4 separate regions of the Homo sapiens genome follow, and all the other regions are linked to region 4. The links are chromatin contacts, found by Hi-C or POLR2A ChIA-PET in ENCODE. All regions are on one chromosome and are shown on one strand. Each heading gives the region's core, a stretch centred on a gene start or an enhancer-like site at or near the end of the contact. The rest is flanking DNA. Distances are from core to core; before and after follow the strand shown.

Region 1 (3,634 bases), core at 394-2,893, 410 kb before region 4:
CAAATACCATACTTTATAATATAAATGAAAAGTTAAAGTTTTATCTATCACTATTTTAATTTAACATTGGAGATTCTTGCCAGTTCAGTAAGACAAGAAAAAAGAATTAACATTTTATGGGTTGGAAAGGGAAAAAAAACTATCATTACTTGTAAATGATATAAAGAATCTACAAATTACTTTTATTAATAAGGAAGCCAATAAGGTTTCCATATACATGATAAAATGTAGGACCCTTTGACAGTGGCATGGCTAAATAAACTACAGTAAAATAAACACAATAAAATATTCTATAGCAATGAAAATGAATGAACTAAAGTTACACAGGTCAACCTGGATAAAACTCAGAACATTGTGTTTTGTGGGGAGCAAGTCACAAAATAATCAGTATGATTCTATTACATAAAAGCTAAAATGAGATAGTATATTGCTTTGGGATATATATATGGTAAAATTATATGTGGTACATATGTAGTAAAACTAAAAAAAAAAAAGCAAACAAACAAGACAGTAAGTAACTCAAAATCCAGGAAAGTAGTTGGGGAGAGGAGAAAACAATAGGAGAGAGGTACATAAGGGTTTCAGTAGCAATGATAATGTTCTTCAGATGAGTAGCAGAAATGTGGATGTTTTCTTTATTTAATCCTTTAAAGTGTATCTACATGTTATATATTCCCTTCCACATGTATGATATACTTCATAATCTAAAGAAGTAAATGAACCTGAGTGAACTTTGTTAGAAATGCATTTTAAAGTCAATGTTACTTCAAGTTGGAAAACACAGGCATTTAGGAAGTTCTTTTTCTATATCTAAGTTTTGAAATTAATATTTATTATTTTTTCTTATTCCTTATTCTAGGAAAGTTGAGAGTTCTCATTTATACAATGGTTTTCCTATTACACTGAAATCATAAGAAACTCTCTTGGTAGGTTTTAAAGGTAAATTATACAACCATTTTGTTTTCACAACTGCCTGTATAAGACAGAAGAAAAACAACAAATGAACAATTAACTGGTAAGGAAAGAATATTAACTAATAAGAAATGTCAAAAAGGCTTGACTTCTCATATTAAAAACAACTTTTTGGTGGAAAAAACCTAATCCCTTCTTTTGAAAGAGAATTTTTCAAAATTCTCAGTGTTGGGGCGGTGGGGGGTGAGTGGCTGGGGGTTGGGAAATCAGATCTCAGATCAATAAACAGGCAAACAGGTTGACTAAGAATAGAAGGTATCATTATGTATTTTACATATTTTGTATTTTCTGCATATTAGATGTTTTGACATCTTAAAACTACCTTTCTGGCTAGAGAGAGACTGTCTCTTTCAAGGCTAGCCGATTCTCAGAGATAACAAAGAGCCCGGCTGGTAGCATGCCTTTGACAAGAAAATTCACCAATCTAGAGACACCCCTCCTCTATCTGGCCCTCAGAGGCAATATTTCTCTGCCTTTACTATACCACAGCCAGGTACCAAGCAAGCAGGGACCACCCAGAAAGCTTGGAGCCTAACCAAACTACTTCAACTAGCAATTCTAAACTGTTAACCCTGCCCTGCCTTGCCTTTCCCTTGGAAACTCCAATAAAGGCTGTGGCTGGCCCAAGCTCTCCCCTGGCTCCTGCCTTCTGCCTCCTGACTAACACGGGTGTTTTCCCTTGTGGCCCTGCGTAGCATGTGGTGACACGCCTCTATGGGACCTGTGAATGTAACAAATTTCTTCCTTCCAAGCCCTGTTCTCATTTCCCCTTCAGTGGCTGTACTGATTTTATCACATATCCAACATGTACATTCTTAAAACACATAGCAAAGCAGGAGTTTCAGATGTTAACCAAGGTCTCCAGGAATGACAATTCTGGAGCTCAGGGCGAGCAGAGATTAGTGAAGGAGGGAGCAAATTTACAGGAAACAAGAATATGCAAATACTGAGAGTTTGAGAGTTCAGTGGTCGAAAAACAGGAGATAGCTGTGGAAAGTGCACACTGGGAAGGGGCAGCTCTGAGGCACCTCACGGCACCTGGACAACCTCAACCAGCTTAAGGTGCCTAACAGAGGAATTTATAAGCTTCTTGCTGGTATGGGAACAAATCCCCAAGTGAGGTGCCTGCTAGATAGATCTGCAGGTTGAAGTAGATCAGGGAAACGACACACCGGAGGAGAGGGATGTAGGGGCAGAAAAGAGGGGCCCATCCAAAAAATGTGTGTGTATCCCCACCTACCCTTACCTCCTTCCACTTTTTCTACAAGCGTCAGAACTGCTCAACATCATCACTTCCAAATCAGTTTTGGTGACAGAGTCCAATTGCCCAAACCAGATGCAATGCCCTCATTATGTCTTACCAGCCCTCCTGCTCCTGCCTCCTCCAGTTCATGCTTCACGTAGCCACAGAGTAATCTTTATAGAACACAAATATCACCATATTACTTCCCAGCTTAAAAACCTTTCAGGATTGACCCATATCCACCCAGAGTAGCCTCCAAGCCACTTAGATTGTCCTCCTTTCTGCCGTCCTTCTGGCTTCTCTGGCTGGAGACTTTAGACCACAGCACTGTAAACTGATTCCAACTCCATGTTAATATGTTAATTTAATATGTTAATATTAAAATATTATTTCATGGGTCCAGGTATTAGCACATTATGTACTCTTTTCTCCTTCTGAAAGGAAGAATCTTTGCCTGCCTTAACACTATTATTCATCTTCAAAAATCTGTGCAACACTTCATTCTGAAGCCTCCTCAAACAACTGCAGTCTGCTCGCTTTATGGACCACCTTGCTGCTCTCATTACATTCAATGCACACTATTTTATTCACATGTATGTCTGTCTTCCCAACTACACTGCAGACTACTTGAGGGCAGGGATGGTATCTTATTTTTTCTTTGTATTTCCAGTGGGTAGCACAGCACCTGACCCATAAAAAAACTATCATCTATTGAGCACCTACCGTACAGCAGATCCCATACTAAGCTTTTCAAATGTTATGACGTGAGTTCCCACAACAACTCAATGAACTATTTATAATTACCTCTTTTACAAACGAGGAAACTGAGATTTAGGAGGTTAACATCCCCAGGACCTTCCAGTTAGTAAGTGGTAGAATTCTGATTAGGACTTGGGTCTCTGACACCATTGCCTACGTTAGCTCCTTGGGCCTCTGGTGAAACGTAATGCACGAAATGTGGATCGGATCGTATGAAATCTCCCCCAACTTACACCCTGGGTTGAAGGCTGTGAAGCTTATGCAGAATGCTAGAGGAGGCATTAGGACATGGGGTTTCTGGTTCTGCCACTGATTAACCTCAACTCTGGGCTGTCGCAGGCTTTCTCTGGGCTTCACTTTCCTCATGGGGGAAATGCCATCCTTAACAGATCCCATGTCATATCCTCACTCTTAAGGACCTCTAAAGCTGATAAGAAGGTACTGTGAATCATAAACCTAGGTACTCTTTCTAGATATTGGCCTTGAAACATCTCTTCCTTCACTGAAAAACTGCTTCTGAAAAAGGATGCCAGAAGCCACTTTTGGTCAAGAAAATGTCCACTTTTGTTCTCAGCACAGAGCAGGTACCCGGACTTTCCCTGTTCCCAAGTGCTGTAGACCAAAATAGCAGGGAACCAGGATGAAGTCAGCCAGAAACAC
Region 2 (3,334 bases), core at 246-2,745, 370 kb before region 4:
CAGAGTAAGAAATGTGGAGCAGAAGTTCTGAACCAGAGTGGTTTTGTCTCCCAGGGGACATCTGGCAATGCTGTAGACATTTTTGGTTGTCATGACCCGGGGGAGGGTGCTACTGGCATCTAGTGGGTGAGACCAATGATGCTACTGAAGATCCTACCACGTACAGGACACACCCCATAATAAAGTATTACTGGTCCAAAATGTCAATAGTGCTGAGATTGGGAAATCCTGACGGGGAGGGAACATTCAAGGATATGGGTAGACTTAAAATCATGCCAACTCATAATCACATTATAATAATGTGGCACCATGCAACTTGGGGTCCCCAAAATGTAAACAATTAACAACCATAAAAATTTACCAGTTCTCTCCTTGAGCGAAGTAAAAGCTGTAACTTACACAGAGTAAGACCATCAGAGTTGCCTGGAAGAAGTGGAACAGCTTCAGTGTTGGACTATGTTATCATCAATATCATCAGTGCCTTGTTTACTCCAGGTCAAGGTGTGATCTGAGTGTCTACTATCAAAATTCAGTGGTAGCTATTAACAGAAGGAGTTTATACGTGAAGTTCTATGGTCACTAAAACCGTCTAAATAACCTAAGAATATCTAGCTCTGGAAAAAACTGCAAAATGTTTCAACTTTTAAAATACCAACAAAATATGAGGAACAATGTTGATGTTGACCTACATTCTATCTAGGGTGGCTAAAAGAAATAGCTGCACAATAGGGTTCTAAATAAATGCAGAATTGAAGAAATGCATCATAACAAAGATAATCAGGGTGACTATTTTGAAATGCTCCCCATTTCTGTTTTTCTTTCTGTTTTCAAATATTCCCTCTCATCCACGCGGCATATTTTCATTACATTTGTTGTAAGAATGTACATTTAGATAATCTACTCACTATTCTTTTATGCATTCTTTTACTCCAGCCAAAAAGGGAAAAAGTCCCTATCCAAACAAAGCTAATGCATGTAAGCAAATTTGAAGGAAAAAAAGAATTTCATGAATGAGCGGGAGACAATTTTTTAATGGAATGTTTTAAAGGCTTGTGGTATAAACAGTAAACAAAATTGATTCACTAACATTAATACTGTTTGCCATGATGTGAGAGTTGGTCTTTTTTTTTAATGCCCCAGAAGCTAAAGGAAAATAAATACTGTGGTAGGGAAAAATAATACCTTACTTGGCATTTTGAAGTCATTGCTCAATCCTTCTTGAGCAAGAAAACCATAGTAATGACTTTGTTTTACCTACCGCAATTATGGTACACCTCGCAGCAATCCTTCACAATATTTTCCTCCCTCTGTTCAAGTCCTGCTAAATAATCTCTGGAAACCATTAACTAAGAGTACGGTTCCAATTTTCCTGTTCTCCCTCCTCTGCTGCCTCAGTGTCATGTTGGCGTCAGGACAAAGCAAACTTGTATGACATCACAGAGCAAACTCATTTTCTGTAAACCAGCCCCTTGGTAGTTTACCGCTACTGGAACCCAACGCTGTCAACAGTGTGGTCTTTGTTTGGTGGGTGTTGCTCTAAAAATTTTTTTAAAGTTTCCCAACACCTTCTTCTTTTAAACAGAGGCAAGCTGCTGGAGGCGCCGTCCTCGCCTGGCCCGCCCCACTCTGTAAACTAGACATTACCTTATACACAAATGACTCTAGGCATTCCTCAGTCTAGCTGCCTCACTGCAAAATTCCTATGCTCCTCAGCAGCAGGGCAGCGCACATTCCCCTGGCTTCCCCTCTTTCCTCTTCCCCCACCCTCCTCTTTTTCTTTTCTTTCTTTTTTTTTTTTTTAATTTCCACTGCCTCACTGTGTTTTTGTGTAAATGATCTCACATGACTCAACAAATCCATCTGCCTGAAGCAGGCCAAGTCTGGAGCCCTCCCAGGAGGGAGGAGAAGAATTGCTTTGTGGAAAGGACCTGGAGCTCTGCCCTTTCTCTGGCTCGAATTACCCGCCTGTCAGGCCTGACGGATTTGGCTAAAAATAAAAGGAAACGGGCCGTGAAAAGCAGATGAATGGGCTCAGCAGTTCCTTAGATAACACAGGCCTGCTGTTGCCCAAAGCTCCCCAAACAGAAACTTCAAATGCAGGGCCTCTGAGTCAGTGATGTGGCTTCCAGGTGAACGAGGCCTGTCAAATCCACTGGAGTTGGGGGACATGGCCTGGGCTGTGAATTTCGGTTTCCTTTCCGTGTGTGTGTGTGTGTGTGTGTGTGTGTGTGTGTGTGACACAGAGAGTGAGAGTGCACGCAAGAGAGATTGAGAGAGTGAGAGAACCAGTCTAGTATTAAAAGGTTCTCAGAAAACAGTAGACTTCAGTGGAGTGAAGGCTTGTAAAAAAAAGAAAAAAAATTGTTGTTTCCACTACAAAATTATCCTTCTCCCCACCTCCAACACCAGACATTTTCAGCCTCCCTATGATGTCACTTCTCTGTTTAGAGCCAGCAAAGAGCTAAAAGTCTTTCTTGTAAGTGTATGCCCAGCGCCTGCAGTGGGTATTAAGCACTTAGGTTGGCAATGTAATGACACACTGTAACAATCTGTAATATGAGGCAGTCAGCAAAGCCCTGGCTCTGAAAGCTATTTCTCCCGACCATTAACCATATGTTTGGCTCCTCAGATAGCCAAGCGGGTGTTCCAGCTTACCATCTGGTTTCTATCCACACAAGCAACTGCAAAGCACAGGCTATGTCCCTCTGGAGCTGTGTGTTTCTTTTTCTCTCTCTTTTCCGCTCTTCTCTTCCCCTTTCCTCCTCCCAGCTCCTTTGGTTCCTTCTGCTAAAGAATTCTCTGCCATTCATCACGTACAAAGAAAACTTTACCTGACATGGCAGCGGCAGAGCCATTAAGAATGCACAGCTGTATTGTAAACACGCCAGAGGGCCATTTACCATCCGCGGAATCTGTACAAGTCGGGCTCTACCCCTTCCTCATCTACTGAGTGCTGACACTTGATCCAGCATGTTAAAAACAGGTACATTCTTGAGAGATCCAGGGGTTGCTGTGGTGCCCTTCATACTCACTTCATATTCTGGGAGTGGGGCTTTAAAACACATACACACACACACACACACACACACACACACGCTCCCGAAGTTTGCCTCTGCATTCAATCTGCCTGACGTCAGTCTCACACAGGATGACATACCACCACTGCAAATAACCAACTTAACTACAGGTTTTGATTCTTTTTTCTGCACTAAGGGTTTGATCCCAAGTGTGTATTTTTCTGAGTTTTTTTTTTTCCGCCTAAACAGCCCACATTGAAAGAGATGACACTTCAGAAGAATAAGAACATGCAGCCGCTTGTAACAAATTGACAACC
Region 3 (3,633 bases), core at 48-2,547, 340 kb before region 4:
CTACCAAAGCCAGAACTGCTAAATAATTACAAAACAGTTGTTTTAGAAATCACTTCACCCTCCGAAAGGAGTCAACTTTCCATGTATACTTAAAATCACTCATAAAAATGGATTTACCATTTAAGAAATAATTTTCAAACACACATGTAGTTTGTCAAATGAAGCCTCACTGTTCATTCATTCATTCATTCATTCATTCGACAGATATTGATTGAGCCCTGTTATGGGCCAGATGCTGATTGTGGCACTTGTGATACAGCAGTGAACAGAAGAGTCTAAACTCCCTGCCCCAATGGTGCTTGCATTCCTGTGTTACGTCCACACAGCTGTGTAACTGACTCTGAAGAAAAATGAGCTTTTAAAACATAATAAACATTTCAGTTTTGCCAGATGAAAAATTCTAAAGATTTGTTACACTACAATGTAAATATAGCTAATATTACTGAGTTATATACTCAAAAATGGTTAAGAGAATAAATGTGTTCATTTAACCAAAAATTTTTTTAAATGAAAAAAATAAGCATAACAAACATTTACTGAGTACTTACCATGTTAGGCAGAGCATCATCTCATTTAATCACAACAACCTTAGCAGGAAGGCACTATTATTATTCTGTTTTACAGATGGGTACACTGAGGCACAAAGAGGTTAAACAATTTATCCAGGATCACATATCCAAGGGATAGAGCTGAGATATAGGCCCAAGTAATCTGATACCAGCAACTTGTCTCCTAACTCCATACAAAAAGTTTCAAAGATAATACTATTTTCAGTTGGAACTACAGTTAATAATACAAAAATAGTAATAATAATATAGTACAAGGAATAATAATCAACTTTTTTTTTTTAATCCTGATGATTTGTAACCCAACTTACTGTCCTTTTGATGGCCATTTTTTCCTAAAAACCTCAGTGTTGAACAAACTGCTTTCAACCACTTCTCTGTAAGCCATAATATTCTTTTCCTTCAAATGGAAATAAAGAAAAATCACACAGGATGGTTTCTTTTAGACAAGATCAGGCACGTTCAGGGTGGTGTGGCCATAGACGCGGATGGTTTCTTTTAAAACAGACATTACTGAAACTGTAAATATTTTTAGCCTTTTGTACTTTTCATCCAGCAGCTTAACTGAGAATGATATAGAAACATTTAAAAATAGCCACTCAGTACTCTGAAAACCATTAGTTTAGCACATACCCAGCACCTGCTTGACACATCTTAATCAACACTCTTTTGCTAGTCATATTAAAAAAAGAGAGAACCCTTTTGCTTTCAGAATTTTTTCCCTTAAAAAACGTATGTGTCACCAGGGTATTTTGCCCTCTCTCTTTCTAACTTAGAGGGTAACACCTGGAGTAAGTCATGGGTGACTAATGAAGATGCAACTTTCCCCTCAGCATGATATACTTCACAGGATGGAAGTAAAAGCTTCTAATAGGAGCATTTATTACAATTGTTAGGATTGTAATGGAAAGTTAATTTTGTTTTATAGTTTGTAGAAATGATTCAGGATGATATGAGAACACTTTCTATAAACCTGCACTGATAAAAGGAAGATGATAGTGATGACACATGATATACTTTCTGAGTTGTTTTTCCAGGGGTGGGAAAGTTCAATCCACAGATTTCAAGACAGAAAGAAGAAAGGAAAGGAGAAGGAAGGAAGAAAGAAAACAAAATTTTTTTTAGAATTGACTATGCTCAAATACACTGTGCTTTTTAGCATCAAACTTTCAACCATGGTCTGAGCAGCACTATGTTGTAACAAAACTGGAGTAGCCAGCCTGAGCAAACATGAACATCACAATATTTTAAAGTTCAAATAACATAAGGCACCAGTTTTAAGACTGCCCGGGTATCCTTTTTAGCAATACAAAGATTCACACAACTTGGTGACAGACAGCTTTTCCCTCCAGCCAAATCTGATGAAGACTTGATAATATCACCTGCCATAATCAAAATTCCTGGGCACATGGGAAGGTCTCTGACTCAAATCAAAGAGAGCTTTGGGCCCCAAAGCTATGGGCCCCACAGCTATGGGCTACCAAAGAAAGGTTATAACCAGGCTCCAGTGTAAACCATTTTGTTTCTTTTAACAGTTTTAGATCTTCTAAAGTATATGAGATGATATTAATAAAATTTAAATTTCCTGCTAAATTTTTTTAGTCTCTTTCCTTAAAAGTAAAACTTACAATGATCAGAAAGCATGCTTTCTTCTGGCTTTATCATTCAACTTCCCAGGCAAAGATGATCAACAGCAACACTCTTATCTAAAGCAAAAGTAATGGATATGATTATCACTCTGGACAGAAAGTCTGTATTTGCCCATTTTTATCAATGATTGAGACAATGATCCAGAAGCTGTATTGGTACAAAAACACAACACCAGGGATGCCAGAAACAGGATTACAAAAGTTCTCACAAGGTTAAAAATAGACCAAAATGAATATAGTCAAGTTTACTAGGCTCAAATGTGAGGTCCTGTATGGTCAGTACATGGAGGTCCAGCAGCCTCTTGATTCAATACAGGCAGTGTGATGGGTTTGCAAAAATGTACTCTTAGGCTGCATTAATAAAGACACTGTTCTCAAGGCCAGATAAGCCACAGTCCCTCTCAAACTGCTCAGAAAGAGTAGCTTTAGGGCCAGGTGCAGTGGCTCACGCCTATAATCCCAGCACTTTGGGAGGCCAAAGCAGGCGGACCACTTGAGGTAAGGAGTTCAAGACCAGCTTGGGTAACATGGCAAAACTCGTCTCTACAAGACATACACAAATTAGCTAGGCATGGTGGTATGCAACTGTAGACCCAGCTACTTGGGAGGCTGAGGCAGGAGAATTGCTTGAGCCTGGGAGGTGAAGGGTGCAGTGAGCCAAGATTGCGCCATTGTACTCCAACCTGGATGACAGGAGTGAAATCTTGCCTCAAAAAAAAAAGGGAGGTACTTCTATAATTTGTCCACTACCTTTTAAGGAACTTTCTGATAAACTGGAGAAAGCAAAAAGGAGTGAGATCAGAATGACTGTGGAACTAATATTATGAGAAATATTGAGGGGAACTGGGCATAGATAACTTTGAAAAAGACTTTATTATGGCAGATTTGCCAAGTAAACTGATAATTAGAATTATTTTCGATATAGAAATTAGGATACCTTAGAAGAGGTATCTGCATTTGATGGGTGTTAAACTTCAGGATGTTTAAGGTCTTGCTCAACTCTACCAATCTGTAATTACATGGGGAAAAGTGCTATGTCCCTCATGAAATTAAATACTAAGAACTGGAGGGAGGCTGCATCAACAGATTTTCTGTATCATGTATTGAAGAGTTAATTTTCTCCAACCAAGCTAGTGAATGAAAGGGTAACTCAAGATGAAATAATGATGTCAAAGCATTTTTAATATACCTCGTGGAAGAATCCAAGTGTATTTTAAAGAGAAAACACAGCACTTGTTACACCATATATTTCATATTTGACCTGAAGTTGGTTACACAGAGGCCTTAGTCATAATAAAAAACTTCTCTCTGCTCAAATGCAGTATGTACATAGTCATAAATGAAAACATCATTGCCGAACTATTTTTTTTAAACTATCATGGCACAAATTGCTTTTAACAAAGAAGTCATATTCCAAA
Region 4 (3,179 bases), core at 178-2,677:
CCCAATTTACCTGTTAATTTGAAAAACGACGCTTTAAAGTCACTTTGAAATATCTTGTTCTAAAATAAATTACTGCAGAATAAAGAAAGGATATGGGTTTTCTGATAGCGATTTCTAGTCTAATATTATATTCTGATTGTCACCGAAATCATTCGTTATCTCTTCAGAATATGCTACTTGAAACATCTTTTGATCGTAGACCAGTCTATGTTACTTATGGTGAAATTCACCTACATTAGCCCAACTGAAAGCCGAGCATTTAAACATTACGAGTATTGCTGTGCGGTATCGGAGAAATTGAGAACCATTCGGTGCTAAGGGAAACACTTTATTAGACTTGATGATCTACTAATTTAACAAGCATTTATTGAGCATCCCCTACATGCCAGGTACTGAAGTAGAAGTCGAATATAATACAATCTTTGGCCATTAAGAACATTACGTCCGGCCGGGCCCGGTGGCTCACGCCTGTAATCCCAGCACTTTGGGAGGCCGAGGCGGGTGGATCATGAGGTCAGGAGATCGAGACCATCCTGGCTAACAAGGTGAAACCCCGTCTCTACTAAAAATACAAAAAATTAGCCAGGCGCGGTGGCGGGCGCCTGTAGTCCCAGCTACTCGGGAGGCTGAGGCAGGAGAATGGCGTGAACCCGGGAAGCGGAGCTTGCAGTGAGCCGAGATTGCGCCACTGCAGTCCGCAGTCCGGCCTGGGCGACAGAGCGAGACTCCGTCTCAAAAAAAAAAAAAAAAAAAAAAGAACATTACGTCCAGCGGACTGAAACTCCAGAACGGCTACGATCTTCGCTGAAACTACTACTTACAGATACGAGAACTGGTGGACCACACTATCTCACCAGTTCATTCTCCTGTTTATCACCGGAATATCAAATCCAAAATCAAGAGTACCCAAGAGAGGAAAAAAGGCAGCTACTCCCGAGCAGTTGAGCTCAGAGAGTAACCCCCACTCCCACGTTACTGAGGGCTGTGGGGTCTCCCGGGTGGACCCCGCAGGGTCCCGCGAATTAGAGGGGCCCCGGGAGGCACCTTCAGAGCCGGCACCAGGCAGAGGCGGGGGCGGGGCAGGCCGGGACCGGCGTCTCCATGCCGGGCCTCGCTCACCTCTTCCACCTCGATCTCCTTGTAGTCGATCTCTTCAAAGTTGAGGACCTGGGAAGGGGCTTCGATCATCTCACCGGCCGAAGACGAGGAGGAGGAGGAGGCGGCAGAGGCTGTAGACATGATCCCTCGCGGCGCCCGGTGGGGCCGGGAACGGTGCCACCCGGACAATCCGGGTGAGACCCGCGCCCACCCGCCTCCGGACCGACCCTCAGCCTGGAGCCGCGCAGTCCTACTACCCGGCGATCCGTGGCGGGGGTAGAGGCAGCGGCCACAGCCGTGTCCGGCTCTGGCTCCGCTGCGTTTTCCGCCGACGGGCCCCGCCCACTACACTTCCGGTTCCGGGCTGAAATCGGAAACAGGAGGAGGGCCGTAAACTCCGGGGTAGGGGAGGGGAGAATTTTGTGACTTGGAAAGAAAAGGAGGGACAGGTTGGGGGTGGGGTGGAGTAAGCTAAGAAGCAAACTTGGACCTCTAGAACAAATTTCGCGAGACCTTTATTACAGGGCCTCAGCAACCGGATGATACCGCGAGAGAGGACGCCTGACGTAATTAAAGTGCGCGAACGGAAGTGGCGCGGAACATGACGGAAAATCAGTACGGTTGGTCCCTTAAGGACCAGCGGGAAAGATAAAAGCTGGGGTTTAGTCTGTGCTGCGTGAAATATGTCTTGGCCTCACTTCCTGTCCTCTGAGCTGCCTGCAGCCGGGCGAGGTGGTGTTGAACTGTGTTTTTTGTGACGAAGCTTACTTTTAAGTTTCATCCCTAAACTAAGTTGACCTGTTTCTTTAAGACGGCTTGCAAAATGTGTTTTCCTCAATGTGGGATATGGAAAGAAGCAGTTGCTCCTGTTATTTTGAGCTAGTACCTGACGCTATGAGAAATTCTAAAAGAGCGAATCAGATCATGCAACATGAATAACTATGGAGGCTGAGTGATCAAGAACAGAAGTTAATATTTTGGTGTTACAAACTTTCCACGGATTAGGTGAATAAGATATTTATAATTTGGTGTGTTCATCTCAAGTTATGGATTACGAGTGCGGGGCACTAGTGCTTTAGATTGGTAAATGAATCATCAACAGTCGCCTTGAAAATCGAATATTTTTGTCACCATTTTCAGGACATGAGAAAACACGCTGAGAGTTTAAAGCAATTATGGTCCTCACAAACTAGATCATTCTGTCCCCAAGATGGTCAGTATTGCTCATGTTGTACTACCAGCACAAGTTTTAGTTTTAAACTAACTGTTGAATTTTATATAGTCCGTTTGACATAAAGCCTAACTGTGGAATTATGTTAAACACATTTGGGATTGCAAATAGATCATTGGATTTGACCATCAAGAAGTTACAAACTCCTGGGAAACATTCTGTCACTTTTTATTCGTAGTTCTAGTGACACGCAGTGACAGTTTGATGAGTGGATAAAAAAATGAAAGAAACGATAATTTCTTTTCACTGTACACTCTCTCTTTGCATGCTCTTACCCAAGGTCTCTGTTTCTCATACTATTTTTATAATGATGACTCCTAATCTCCAAATACTCAAGATTTTTCCTGAATTCTGGACCTATTGGTCATCTCTACTTAGACAAACACCTAAACTTCAAGATACCACAGCAAATTCAAAAGTTGTCACCCACCACAAATATATTCCTATGTTATTTTCCTATGTCACTTAAGGATGCCATCACCCAGTTGGTTGTCCAAGTGAGAAATCAGGGCATGTGAAATGATGCGTGGTGCACTGATACCCAGTAGAAGCTGATATAATCAGTGGGACAGTCATTTTCACCTGTCATTCCCCTTGCATTTCCAAACAAGGATGGTCACTTCTTACCTTGTGCTATAACTCTGCAGGTCTATATCCGATTTCCTTTTAACACCTTGATCTTGCTGCCAGGTGGGAACTCAATAAATACTTAGATATTCTGTACAAATGAATAGCTTTTGTCAGTCCTCCCTTTCCCTGGAGTGTAAGATATGTTTCCTGTACCTTCAGTTTAGGACTGGAATCTTGACAAAGGACTAATTAATTACCACAGCCATGATGCAGTTCTCCT

What was found. A loop is a pair of places that touch in the nucleus more often than their neighbours do. ChIA-PET counts read pairs that join two places held with the same protein, here RNA polymerase II (POLR2A). Pooled maps may share reads with other maps.
Region 1: a loop to region 4 is called in a pooled map, with 3 times the contacts of the local background. The contact joins the enhancer-like site here to the promoter of MAP3K7 in region 4. A Hi-C loop is called at or near these places in 6 of 50 pooled maps. POLR2A ChIA-PET finds 5 or more read pairs at or near these places in 4 of 52 experiments (PC-3, activated CD4-positive, alpha-beta T cell and activated naive CD4-positive, alpha-beta T cell).
Region 2: a map of endothelial cell of umbilical vein shows a loop between it and region 4 (12-fold over the local background). The contact joins the enhancer-like site here to the promoter of MAP3K7 in region 4. A Hi-C loop is called at or near these places in 1 of 168 maps with a recorded cell type or tissue (endothelial cell of umbilical vein) and 9 of 50 pooled maps. POLR2A ChIA-PET finds 5 or more read pairs at or near these places in 2 of 52 experiments (A673 and activated B cell).
Region 3: a pooled map shows a loop between it and region 4 (5-fold over the local background). The contact joins the enhancer-like site here to the promoter of MAP3K7 in region 4. A Hi-C loop is called at or near these places in 4 of 50 pooled maps. POLR2A ChIA-PET finds 5 or more read pairs at or near these places in 2 of 52 experiments (RWPE1 and activated T-cell).

What each region holds. Positions count from the first base shown.
Region 1 is chr6:90,174,433-90,178,066 of GRCh38, forward strand. The region is part of intron 4 of BACH2 (BACH transcriptional regulator 2); the gene reads right to left. Among named protein-coding and RNA genes, the nearest start is that of BACH2, 120 kb to the right of the region's middle. Within about 2 kb of position 1,644, at least 9 of the 41 ENCODE cell types and tissues checked have a DNase peak (open chromatin) inside an H3K27ac peak, as active enhancers do.
Region 2 is chr6:90,216,721-90,220,054 of GRCh38, forward strand. The region is part of intron 3 of BACH2 (BACH transcriptional regulator 2); the gene reads right to left. Among named protein-coding and RNA genes, the nearest start is that of BACH2, 78 kb to the right of the region's middle. RefSeq lists an enhancer at 989-1,647. Within about 2 kb of position 1,496, at least 38 of the 41 ENCODE cell types and tissues checked have a DNase peak (open chromatin) inside an H3K27ac peak, as active enhancers do; they include A673 and endothelial cell of umbilical vein, where a contact is called at or near this core.
Region 3 is chr6:90,250,319-90,253,951 of GRCh38, forward strand. BACH2 (BACH transcriptional regulator 2) reads right to left here. Exons shown (of 9, transcript NM_021813.4): 3 at 2,195-2,272. Among named protein-coding and RNA genes, the nearest start is that of BACH2, 45 kb to the right of the region's middle. RefSeq lists an enhancer at 1,277-1,366. Within about 2 kb of position 1,298, at least 3 of the 41 ENCODE cell types and tissues checked have a DNase peak (open chromatin) inside an H3K27ac peak, as active enhancers do.
Region 4 is chr6:90,585,645-90,588,823 of GRCh38, forward strand. MAP3K7 (mitogen-activated protein kinase kinase kinase 7) reads right to left here and starts at 1,428. Exons shown (of 17, transcript NM_145331.3): 1 at 1,120-1,428. The coding sequence starts at 1,239. LOC124901363 (a long non-coding RNA gene) reads left to right here and starts at 1,150. Exons shown (of 2, transcript XR_007059680.1): 1 at 1,150-2,311. RefSeq lists silencers at 1,248-1,367, 1,364-1,560.